Regions from separate parts of the Homo sapiens genome. Here regions 1, 3 and 4 are each linked to region 2. The links are chromatin contacts, found by Hi-C or POLR2A ChIA-PET in ENCODE. All regions are on one chromosome and are shown on one strand. Each heading gives the region's core, a stretch centred on a gene start or an enhancer-like site at or near the end of the contact. The rest is flanking DNA. Distances are from core to core; before and after follow the strand shown.

Evidence for each region. Hi-C counts contacts between places; a loop is a spot of excess contacts on that map. ChIA-PET counts read pairs that join two places held with the same protein, here RNA polymerase II (POLR2A). Pooled maps may share reads with other maps.
Region 1: a loop to region 2 is called in a pooled map, with 2.0 times the contacts of the local background. The contact joins the enhancer-like site here to the promoter of TAGAP-AS1 in region 2. A Hi-C loop is called at or near these places in 2 of 168 maps with a recorded cell type or tissue (CD4-positive, alpha-beta T cell and CD8-positive, alpha-beta T cell) and 8 of 50 pooled maps.
Region 3: a pooled map shows a loop between it and region 2 (9-fold over the local background). The contact joins the promoter of GTF2H5 here to the promoter of TAGAP-AS1 in region 2. A Hi-C loop is called at or near these places in 8 of 50 pooled maps. POLR2A ChIA-PET finds 5 or more read pairs at or near these places in 3 of 52 experiments (MCF 10A, activated CD8-positive, alpha-beta memory T cell and activated naive CD4-positive, alpha-beta T cell).
Region 4: a pooled map shows a loop between it and region 2 (15-fold over the local background). The contact joins the promoter of TCP1 here to the promoter of TAGAP-AS1 in region 2. A Hi-C loop is called at or near these places in 11 of 50 pooled maps. POLR2A ChIA-PET finds 5 or more read pairs at or near these places in 3 of 52 experiments (HEK293T, HepG2 and PC-9).

Annotation. Positions count from the first base shown.
Region 1 is chr6:158,241,412-158,244,111 of GRCh38, reverse strand. It overlaps a transcript of TULP4 not described here and the pseudogene SRP72P2. Among named protein-coding and RNA genes, the nearest start is that of TULP4, 70 kb to the left of the region's middle. RefSeq lists enhancers at 1,140-1,189, 1,590-1,659, 1,770-1,879. Within about 2 kb of position 1,416, at least 17 of the 41 ENCODE cell types and tissues checked have a DNase peak (open chromatin) inside an H3K27ac peak, as active enhancers do.
Region 2 is chr6:158,998,473-159,001,172 of GRCh38, reverse strand. TAGAP-AS1 (TAGAP antisense RNA 1) reads right to left here and starts at 1,300. Exons shown (of 5, transcript NR_183546.1): 1 at 781-1,300. It overlaps RSPH3 (radial spoke head 3), which reads left to right and starts at 971. Exons shown (of 8, transcript NM_031924.8): 1 at 971-1,738. The coding sequence starts at 1,623. RefSeq lists enhancers at 663-712, 285-1,256, 1,123-1,282, 1,453-1,522, 1,553-1,602 and 2 more.
Region 3 is chr6:158,166,986-158,169,685 of GRCh38, reverse strand. GTF2H5 (general transcription factor IIH subunit 5) reads right to left here and starts at 1,336. Exons shown (of 3, transcript NM_207118.3): 1 at 1,291-1,336. SERAC1 (serine active site containing 1) reads left to right here and starts at 1,424. Exons shown (of 17, transcript NM_032861.4): 1 at 1,424-1,546. RefSeq lists silencers at 1,337-1,516, 1,557-1,626.
Region 4 is chr6:159,788,312-159,791,011 of GRCh38, reverse strand. TCP1 (t-complex 1) reads left to right here and starts at 1,410. Exons shown (of 12, transcript NM_030752.3): 1 at 1,410-1,607. The coding sequence starts at 1,544. It overlaps MRPL18 (mitochondrial ribosomal protein L18), which reads right to left and starts at 545. Exons shown (of 4, transcript NM_014161.5): 1 at 373-545; 2 at 1-72. The coding sequence starts at 424. RefSeq lists enhancers at 358-417, 448-627, 884-1,547, 1,548-2,212.

The DNA.
Region 1 (2,700 bases), core at 167-2,666, 760 kb after region 2:
AGTAACTGCAATGGACTGAAACACACCACGTATGCTAAAATAGGCGTTCATAATGTTATGCGAAAAAATTTAAAACCCTCAACCATCACCACTGGAGGATGCTAGGGGACCAAATCATAACTTTGAAAACTGGTAAATCAAGGGAAATAATCAGACACTTTTCAAACCCTTCCTATACACTCTATACCTCAAGGTAACCAAATAATTGACAAAGGAGAATTTCTACACACACACACACACACACACACACACACACACACACACCTATTTCAGCTAATAACTAAATGACAGGATGTAACCATATTGTAATCCCTCCTGAACTCATAGACCAAGTTAACATTCAAGAATGGTTGCTAGTATCACAAAAAGAAAGAAAGAAGACTTCCTGATGAAAATAATCCTGCCCTCACAAAAAAATAAAATTGGATTCTTTTGATTTAGCCTCTACAATGAACTACCAATGTACAGGAAACACAAGAAATAAAATAACATATTTTACATTACAAGGATGCAAAGAATAAAATTCAGTTTCTTCAATAAAGAGTTGCAAAGAAAAAAAAAGATAGAGAACCTATAGGTTAAAAGAGACTTTAAACCATCCAACTGCAATGTATGGACCTTATTTGCATCTTAATTCAAACAATCATATATATATATATGATATGATATAAACACACACACACACACGTACACGCCCATACACACACATACATACACACAAATATATACTGCAGTCAAGGAGTATTGATTGGATATCTGATGATACTAAGAAAAAATTTTTAAGGTAAGATAATAGTATTGTAATTATTTTAAGGGGTCTTTTTCTTTTGGAGACATGTACTAAAATATTTACAGACAAAATTATATGACAGCTTGATTTGCTTTAAAATAATCCAAGTGGAGGGACGTGAGAGGTATTGCTCAAACAAAACTGGTAACGTTTTAAAATTGCCAAAGCTGGGCAAGATACAGTGCTTTATTACACCAGTCTCCACTGTTAGCAATGTTTTAAAATTTCCATGATAGGCCGGGTGCGGTGGCTCACGTCTGCAATCCCAGCACTTTGGGAGGCCGAGGCGGGCGGATCACGAAGTCAGGAGTTCGAGACCAGCCTAGCCAACATAGTGAAACCCTGTCTCTACTAAAAACAACAAAAAAATTAGCCGGGTGTTGTGGTGGGCACCTGTAATCCCAGCTACTTGGGAAGCTGGGGCAAGGAGAATCACTTGAACCCGGGAGGCGAAGGTTGCAGTGAGCCAAGATTGCGCCACTGCACTCCAGCCTGGGCGACAGTGAGCAGCAGGGTGGAGTTTCAGTGCCTGTGCTGTGTGGAGTGAAGTGAACCGGTACGGCCAGAACAGCAACTTCCTGTGTGCTCTCAAGCCTGTCAATAAGATACTGCAGATCCACAAAGATGATGTAACTGGCCTGCATTGTAAAGTGATATGCCTTATCCAGAAAGGAAGTTTCAGAGAAGCCTTGAATGTCATCAATACTTGCACCAAACTGTTAGCCAATAACTCTCTCTCCTTTGAAAAGGCATATTGCGAGTACAGGCTCAACAGAATTGAGAATGTCTTGAAGACAGTAGAAAGTACCAACCGGCAGACAGACAAACTGAAGGAGCTTTATGGATAAGTGTTACACCGTTTGGAACACTATGATGAATGCTTAGTGGCATAAAGAGATCTCGTCCGAAACTCCCACGATGCTTATGATGAGGAGAGGAAAACAAACCCTTCAGCAGTTGTTGCAGCTCAAAGCAATTGGGAAAAAGTGGCTCCAGAGAGCCTGGGCTTCCAAGAAGGCACACATGAGCTGTGCTAAACACTGCATGTGCACTGATAGACCACGGCCAGCTGAACCAGGCCATGAACATCCTACAAAAAGCTGAAGGTCTTTGCCACCATTCATTATCAGAAGACACTGATGAGACTGAGGAAGACCCACAGGCAGGACTGGCCATCACTTATGGTCAGATGGCCTATATTCTGCAGCTTCAGGGTCAAACAGAGGAGGCTCTGCAACTTTACAATCAAATACTACTACTAAAACCAACGGATGTAGGGTTACTAGATGTAATTGCAAATAACATCATTACCATTAACAAGGACCAAAATGTCTTTGACTCCAAGAAGAAAGTGAAATTAACCAATGCGGAAAGAGTAGAGTTTAAGCTTTCCAAGAAACAACTACAAGCTATAGAATTTAACAAAGCTGGCCTGGCGCGGTGGCTCATGCCTGTAATCCCAGCACTTTGGGAGGCGGAGGCAGGCAGATCACAAGGTCAGGAGTTCGAGACCAGCCTGGCCAATACGGTAAAACCCCGTCTCTACTAAAAATACAAAAATTAGCTGGGCGTGATGGTGCGTGCCTGTAGTCCCGGCTACTCGGGAGGCTGAGGCAGAAGAATCGCTTGAACCAGAGACGCAGAGGTTGCGGTGAGCCAAGGTCACGCCACTGCACTCCAGCCTGGGTGACAGAGCGAGACACCATCTCAAAAAAAAAACAATTTCACGCCTGACTGGTTTTGGTGGAGACGGGGTTTCGCTGTATTGGCCGGGCGGTCTCCAGCCCCTAACCGCGAGTGATCCGCCAGCCTTGGCCTCCCGAGGTGCCGGGATTGCAGACGGAGTCTCGTTCACTCAGTGCTCAATGGTGCCCAGGCTGGAGTGCAGTGGCGTGATCTCAGCTCACTAC
Region 2 (2,700 bases), core at 51-2,550:
TTCCACGATGTGGTGTCAGCCTGTCTATATATATTTCTACAACTCATCTACACAAACCTTGCTTACAGTTTTCCAAATGCACCTTGGGCTTCTTGAGCCTTTGATCAAGCCATTCCGAATGCACTTCCCCCAAGAGGCTGGCCAGTTAAAATACTATCATTTATCAAACACAACTTAAATGTCACTTTCTCCTCTAGCCCTTTCAGAAATTACCTCAAAATTAAATGATCAGACCTAAAATATGTTGGGAGTGTTTTCACCTCTAGAATTTACCATACACCTTTATGCTAGTGTTACTTATAGAATGCCTACATCTGCTTTAGGTCATACACTTCAAAGCACAGAACGGTCCAGATCTTAATATAAAGGCTTGCCATTTACCAGGCACAGCTCTAAGTATTAACGGTTTTAATCCTCAAGACAAAACCTAAAGAGATAAATTCTTCTATTGCCACTTTGTGGATTAGGAAAATGAAGCACAAAAACATTTAACTTGCCTGAGGTTTCGGAGCTAGTACATTCTAGAACCTGGATTCAAATCAAGACAGCAATTAGCTGAATGAAGGTGTAACTGCAAATGCAAATAACTGATCACAAGGGATACACATTCACTCATACAAGATAGAAGATTTTTAACGTTGCTGGTACTAAAACCAAAGCGTCTGCGTTTTTAAGCGCAGCCCCACCCCGCAATACTAGAGACATTCTTTAGAGCTGGAAGCCTGATAGATTAAGGGGAACTATGCCTTTGTATTTTTTAAGACTCAATAAATTGCTCACTTCTTTCCCAAAATGAGGTGTCTGTGGGGGAGGCCCCTGTCGCTCCGTGTGCCAAGGGTCCTCCGATTGCTAGCACACAGCGGTGAGCAGAGAAGGTAGGTGAGGAACTGCACTGACTCAGCTGCAGAGGGCGGCGGCAGCCCGCCCCTGGGGCGGGAGAAGGGCAGGAGCCGGGAGACACCAGGAAGCTCTTCCCCGCCCGGGCACGTAACAGAGCTGGGAGCCTGGCTGCCAGGGGCGTGTTATCGCGGGGGCAGCCTGGGAGCGCTGCTGCGCCGCGGCAGGAGAAACAGCCGAGGACACCCTGGAAGAGCAGGAGCACGTGGGCCTGCGAGAATGGCGCCAACACCAGCCCTGCAAAGCCACATTCCAAAGCCGGGCCAAGGACAGCCACCGTTGCCCCGCAGGCCTCAAGGATGACGGTCAAGCCAGCCAAGGCCGCCTCCCTAGCCAGGAACCTCGCAAAGCGCAGGCGCACCTACCTGGGTGGCGCGGCTGGGCGGAGTCAAGAGCCGGAAGTCCCTTGTGCCGCAGTCCTTCCCGGGAAACCTGGGGACCGGAACTGCCCGGAGTTCCCGCCCCCAGACAGAACCCTGGGTTGCTGGGCAACCGATGCGGCCCCCGCAGCTGGTCTCTGTGGTGCTGGGAGCGAGCCCAGTATAGCTCCCACCTCCTGCGCTGGTAACCTCCCGTCCCGCCCGCCTCCCTTGTTGTCGCCTCTCCTCGCGTCGCGGAATCCTTGCCCTTGGCACTACTTACATCTCTCCGGGTCCCACAACACCTTAGCGCCCACCTGCTTCAAAGCCAAGCTCCACCGAAAGCGAGGCAGTCAGCCCCCGGACATGGCCTCAGCGCTGACTGATCGCACCTCTCGGGCCCCGAGCACCTACACCTACACCAGCCGGCCCCGAGCACTGCCCTGCCAGCGCAGCCGTTACCGGGACAGCCTGACGCAGCCGTGAGTGACCAAGCCAGCCCCTGTGTGGTCCATACTTGCACCCCATCCCCAGGCCGGGGTCTGGCCCCTTCGCCCTGGCAAAAAAGCTGCTTATGCTGTCTTCCCTTGGCTGCACTCTGCCGAAATAAAAGTTCTGCCCTAAGGAATCTCCCGTGGTGTGGAGGAGTGAAGCAGGAAGGGGCATGGGTTGGGCATCAGTTAACTTTTAGTGATATGAGTTGCTGCCGTGGTCCTTAACATGTACACGAATTGGCTCATTTCACAAAGTTTGAATTGTACCAGTGTGTATTGAGGGCCAACTACGTGCTGAGCACCTTACGGGGGGCATTCAAATACGTTTTCTTAGTTAATCCACAGTGCTGTGAAGTTGATTTTATAACTCCATTATGCAGATGAGGAGACCGCGGTGCAAAGATATCCAACAGTAGCATATCCAAAATGGGAGCCGAGTAAATCTCTTCGGCAGGCTTTGAGCAGGAGTAAGATTATTCTTCCATGCAGGACCACAGATTGGTTTTTTGTGGTGGTGGTGGTGGTGGTGGTGGTGGTTGCTGTTGTTGTTTTGAGACGGAGTTTCGCTCTTGTCGCCCAGGCTGGACTGCAATGACGCGATCTCCGCTCACTGCAACCTCCGCCCCCCTCCCCCACTCCTCCCCGATCAAACGATTCTCCTGCCTCAGCCTCCCAAGTAGCTGGGACTAGAGGCGCCCTCCACCACCCCCGGCTAATCTTTGTATTTTTAGTAGAGACAGGGTTTTGCCACGTTGGCCAGGCTGGTCTCAAACTCTTGGCCTCAAGTGATCCGCCCGCCTCGGCCTCCCAAAGTGCTGGGATTACAAGCGTGAGCCACCGCGCCCGGACGGCAGTTTGTGTTTTTACATCCATGAACAGTTGCAAATATTCAAACATACATAGGAAAGAAAAAAAACAAAACATAAGCCTTTTTTTTTTTCTTTTTTTTT
Region 3 (2,700 bases), core at 87-2,586, 830 kb after region 2:
TATATATTATATAATATACAATATATTATATGTAATATACAATATATGTAATATACAATATATTATATGTAATATACAATATATGTAATATACAATATATTATATATAATATACAATATATTATATATAATATACAGTATATTATATATAATATACTGTATATTATATATAATATACAATATATTATATAATATACAATATATTATATATAATATACAATATAATATATATAATATATAATATATATAATATACAATATATTATATATAATATATAATATACAATATAATATTATATATAATATATAATATACATATTATATATATGTATTATATATAATATACGTATTATATATAATATACATAATATACATATTATATATTATATATAAAATAAATATATATTATATATAAAATACATATATAATATATATATATGTATATATACACTTCGAGACAGAGTCTCACTCTGTCGCCCAGGCTGGAGCGCAGTGTCGTGATGTCGGCTCACTGCAACCTCTGCCTCCCGGGCTCAAGCGATTCTCCTGCCTCAGCCTCCCAAGCAGCGGGGACTACAGGCGCCCGCCACCACGCCAGGCCAAATTTTGTATTTTTAGTAGAGGCAGGGTTTCACCATGTTGGCCAGGCTGGTCTCGAACTCCTGATCTCAAATGATCCACCTACCTCGGCCTCCCAAAGTGCTGGGACAACAGGTGTGAGCCACCGCGCCAGGCCAATTTATTGTATTTTTAGTGGAGACGGGGTTTCACCATGTTGGCCAGGCTGGTCTCGAACTCCTGGCCTCAAGTGATTTGCCCGCCTCGGCCTCCCAATGTGCTGGGATTGCAGGCGTGAGCCACCGCGCCCGGCCTCAGCCACCTCATTTTACATATGAGGAGACCAAAGGAAGAGATTAAGCCGTAGTTCCTGGCCAAAGGAAAAAAGTACAAGCCAGATCTCCAGATCTTGTGCCCCTTCACTAAATAAATCACGTCCCGTGCGGACCTAGGCTGGAAACAAACCACTCAGCGTACGCCCATTTAATTAACTTCCACTTACACCTGGGCGCAGGGCGAGCCCTAGCCCCACAGGAAACCCACGATTAAACGAGGGGGGGACTGCCGTGCGGCCCCGCCAGGAAGGGCCCGGAGAGAGTGGGGGACACCGCCCTGTGCCCCCAGCACCCGGTGGACAGGCTTCTGGGGCTTTTCTCTTCCTCTCCCCTTTCTTTGGGACCCCTCAGTGTTCCCACACCCCACTTTCCCCAGCCGCTCGGACGCTCGCCACACACCTCGGCCCACAGATGCAGAAGCGCCTCGGCGTTGCCGGCAGAGTGCGCCTGCGCCGATACGCCATCGCGCTAGGGACGCTATTGTGGGTGGAGCCAGCCGGCGGGAGGCGGGCCCAGAGCGGGCCGAGGGGGCGGGGTCACGAGCCGCCAGCCGCCGGGTGGAGGGTCCCGGCCGGGAGCCGCGGAAAGAGTAGGGCTCCCCAGACAACGGGGTCCGACGAGCAGTTGGGCACGGGCTGAGTCCGCCTGCCGGCAGGTAGGACGTGAAGGCAGGGGTGGTGTGGGGGCGGACGGGGGCGTCGGCGCAGCTGGGCGCGGTGGGGAGCGGAGAATGGGGAGGGCAGGGACCGGGCACGGCCGAGCACCGCCGTCTGGCGCGCGGACCGGACCGACCAGCTGACGCTCGGCTGGGCGTGAGGGCCTCTCTCTCTGGTGGTCGCGAGCCTGACTCGTCTTTCCCTGTCGCTGCCTTTCTCTGGCTGCTGTCGAGGCCTTGGGGAGTGCACCTGCCGGTCCGTCTTCCCGGGCTCGGTAGTCACGGAGAGATGAGGAGGAGGAGGAAAGGGCCTCACCAGTCACTTCTGAGCCTTGCAGACCACCGCTTCCTGCTCCCTCTCTAACCCCAGAGATGGAATAGATTGAATGCTGAGAGAGCTCTAAACTCGGCAACGGTCATTTTAAAGTGAAAGACCCCAGAAGGTTCTAAAGTTACTCCCTTTCCCCAAGTCTGTTCTGTAAGTCTAAAGGAACACTGTCATTATTTTTACTAGTTGAGATATGAGATTCTTGTTTTCTGTTCCTTAGGTTAAATTGTACTTCCCGCATTAAGCTCATGCTGCCTTTTTTTTTTTTTTTTTTGAGATGGAGTCTCGGTCTGTCTGCCAGGCTGGAGTGCAGTGGCGCGATCTGGGCTCACTGCAACCTCCGTCTCCTGGGTTCAAGCAATTATCCTGCCTCATTCTCCCTAGTAACTGGGATTACAGGCGTGCGCTACCACGCCCGGCTGATTTTCGTATTTTTAGTAGACACGGGGTTTGTCCATGTTGGCCAGGCTGGTCTGGAATTCCTGACATCAGGTGATCCCCCGCCTCGGCCTCCCAGAGTGCTGCGATTACAGGTGTGAGCCACCGCGCCCGACCTCATGCTGCCTTTTTTTTTTTTTTTTTTTTTTTAACATCGTGTGTGTTCATGTGATCGCTAAGGAACCCAGCTCTTCCATTTAGTTCCCTCTTTCTATCCCTCAAATCTTTTCCAACTGGTGATTTCCATATTGTTGCACTCTCTTTAAAATAAAAAAATTGCCTCCAAGTCTTCTTCTTCCCAAGTATCTTTTATTTGCTTTTTTTCATCTTGCATACATTCTCTTCCTTGATCTCATCAGTTCCATTTTTGTGCACTTGATGTGTGTCA
Region 4 (2,700 bases), core at 161-2,660, 790 kb before region 2:
CATTTTCCACAGGGTCCACTTCAGGTTTCGCTGCCGGCTCGGAGCTGGTTGACAGGGCTGCGAACCTGCACCCTGGGCAACGGGAAAAACCGCACAGGGCTTAAAAATGACGGATATGGACAGCGCACGAACCCGCTCTAACGTCTATCCGCTTTTACACCCCCAATCTTTAGGCCCGAGGGGACGAAAAATACGTATGCCCACAGGGTGGAGTCAGCACTGACCCCGTCCTTAACTTCCTACTGTGGTCTTCGCAGTGCCGCGAGCTCTATTTCGATCCGGCACGTCGAATACAAAATAGAACCCGCACGTTCCAATGTACTGTGCAAGCCCAGGCGAGTGAGCTGGGAGAAGGGGGGCAAGACTAATTACCAGGGTTCCTGCAAACCGAGAACAACCCCCAAAACCGCGACCGAAGCGCCATCGCTGAGACGATCTCGGAAAAGCCTCGCCTCTTTTTCCTCACGGACGACTCAGTCGCTCGCCAGGAGCAGCCATATAAAGTCAGGGACAAGCCTTTGGCTGCTGTAGATCCCCAAACTCTCCACGCCAGACGCCACCGACCCGGAAGTAGCAAGTCCCCTGCCACTGAGTGGCCGAGAAGGCGATCTGTTATCCTTCATCGCCAATCATCGCTCACGTCGAGGGGCACGCAGGCCCTGGAGCCCACCAACCACCTCGTAGCTACGCCCAAGACCACGCTTGTTGCTTAAGTCCGGGGTCAAAGGCACACACCCCACAAAACCATGTTTGGGTTTTCTACTCGGAGAGCTTGGGCGGTCATCGACTGGTCCACACACACCCCACCTGGGCACCGCGTAGGAATAAGGCAGGGCAAGATGCAGTTTTCTCCTTAAAAAGGGTGGTTGTCTTCCTCGAACCAAAAATTTTCCCGTATGGCCCGCTGGAAAAACTGCCCCGTCCCACCCAGGTTCGCGCCCTTAAACTTACACTCCTGAGGCCTGGAGCAAAGCCGGCCGATCTGCCTCACGCTCCCCGAGCAGGGACAAGGAAAAGACACTAAACCTAAAACGCACGACTCGCTCAGAACCCCAACTCTAACTTGGAGAAGGGCCCGCCCCTCCAGTTACACCCCAGCTCCAAGCTCCACCCTTCTTACAACCTTTTCTAGAAGGCACTAGAATGGCCCACTGCGTCTGCGCAACATCGTTTGAGGCGAAGGTTCAACCTCTTCCCAGCGGTCCAACATCCGACTTCCGTTCTCCGCTTTCGCGCCCTTCCCATCGGCTATCTAATTGGACAAAAATGCCGACCCCGCCCCTTCCCCGGAGCCTCACTTCCGTCACAGTCCTGTTTCTCTCCCTGTTGTCCCTGCCTCTTTTTCCTTCCCGCCGTGCCCCGCGGCCGGGCCGGGGCAGCCGGGAAGCGGGTGGGGTGGTGTGTTACCCAGTAGCTCCTGGGACATCGCTCGGGTACGCTCCACGCCGTCGCAGCCACTGCTGTGGTCGCCGGTCGGCCGAGGGGCCGCGATACTGGTTGCCCGCGGTGTAAGCAGAATTCGACGTGTATCGCTGCCGTCAAGATGGAGGGGCCTTTGTCCGTGTTCGGTGACCGCAGCACTGGGGAAACGATCCGCTCCCAAAACGGTAAGGGCGGGCCGGGCCTGGGTCGGGTTTGCGGCCGGGGAGGGCCGAGTCCCACCGCGACCGGACCCCGGCTGCCCTCGTTTCTCTCCTTTACCTCCGCAGAAAGGGCCTCGGGGCCCCGCAGCCGGACCCAGCCCACCCGCCGTTCTCTGGGGCAGGGCGCTGTGGCCCCACTTTTCCCACAGCGAGGAGGAGCCCCGCCGCGCGCGGCAGGGTTTTGAGACCGGCAACGCGTGGATGTGGTGTCCGGGGCGGCGTTGGAAACGCGCCCTCCGCGGGAAAGCGGGCCTCCCGGGCTCGCACGTGCGGGCCACGCCTCGCACCCCCTTTTGTTTCAGGGCGACCCCCTGAGTGTCCATGTTAAACGCCAGGTTTTATTTTAGGACCATTTACCAGAAAAAGAGTAGGTCCATCCGCGCGCCCTCGGATGAGCCCGGTGCCCTGTCCGCCCGCAGCTGCAGTCGAGGTCGGGCGTCCGGCGTCCAGCCGTATCCGGGTTGACAGCTTCTTACAGTAGAGTTAGCCCAGGAAACGCCACTCGAGTGCATTGACCCCAGGAGACGGCAGCGCTAACTTAGCAGAGCGTTTGCTGTCAGGCCTTTGGATACCTACAGAGCTTACTGTTTCTTGATAGATTCCTAATTTTTTTCGTAAACAAATCTGAAAGTCACCACCTTCCCCGTTGACTACCGATTTCTCTCCTCACAGATAAAGAGAGTTTTAATGAGCAAAAAACTTGCAGAATCTGAAGGAAAAGGCTGGTATAGCTGTACGAAGTGGCAGAGCATGAAATTGGTGGTTATTACTTTTTTTTTTTTTCCCCGCCATCAGATTCCACCCCGCATCAAAGCTGTGCCAAATAGGCTCGCTTTGTTTAGGGACAGGGTCCCACCTGTCGCCCAGACGAGAGTGCCATCATAGCTCACTGCATTCTCCAAGCACAGGTCCGCGCCGCCGCATCCGGCTTTGTTTTTATTTTTTGTAGAAATGGGTTTCGCTATGTTGCCCAAAGGGGTCTCAAACTCCTGGCATCAAGCGATCCTCCTGCCTCGGCCTCGCAGTGTTGGGATTACACCTGTGAGCCACAGTGTCT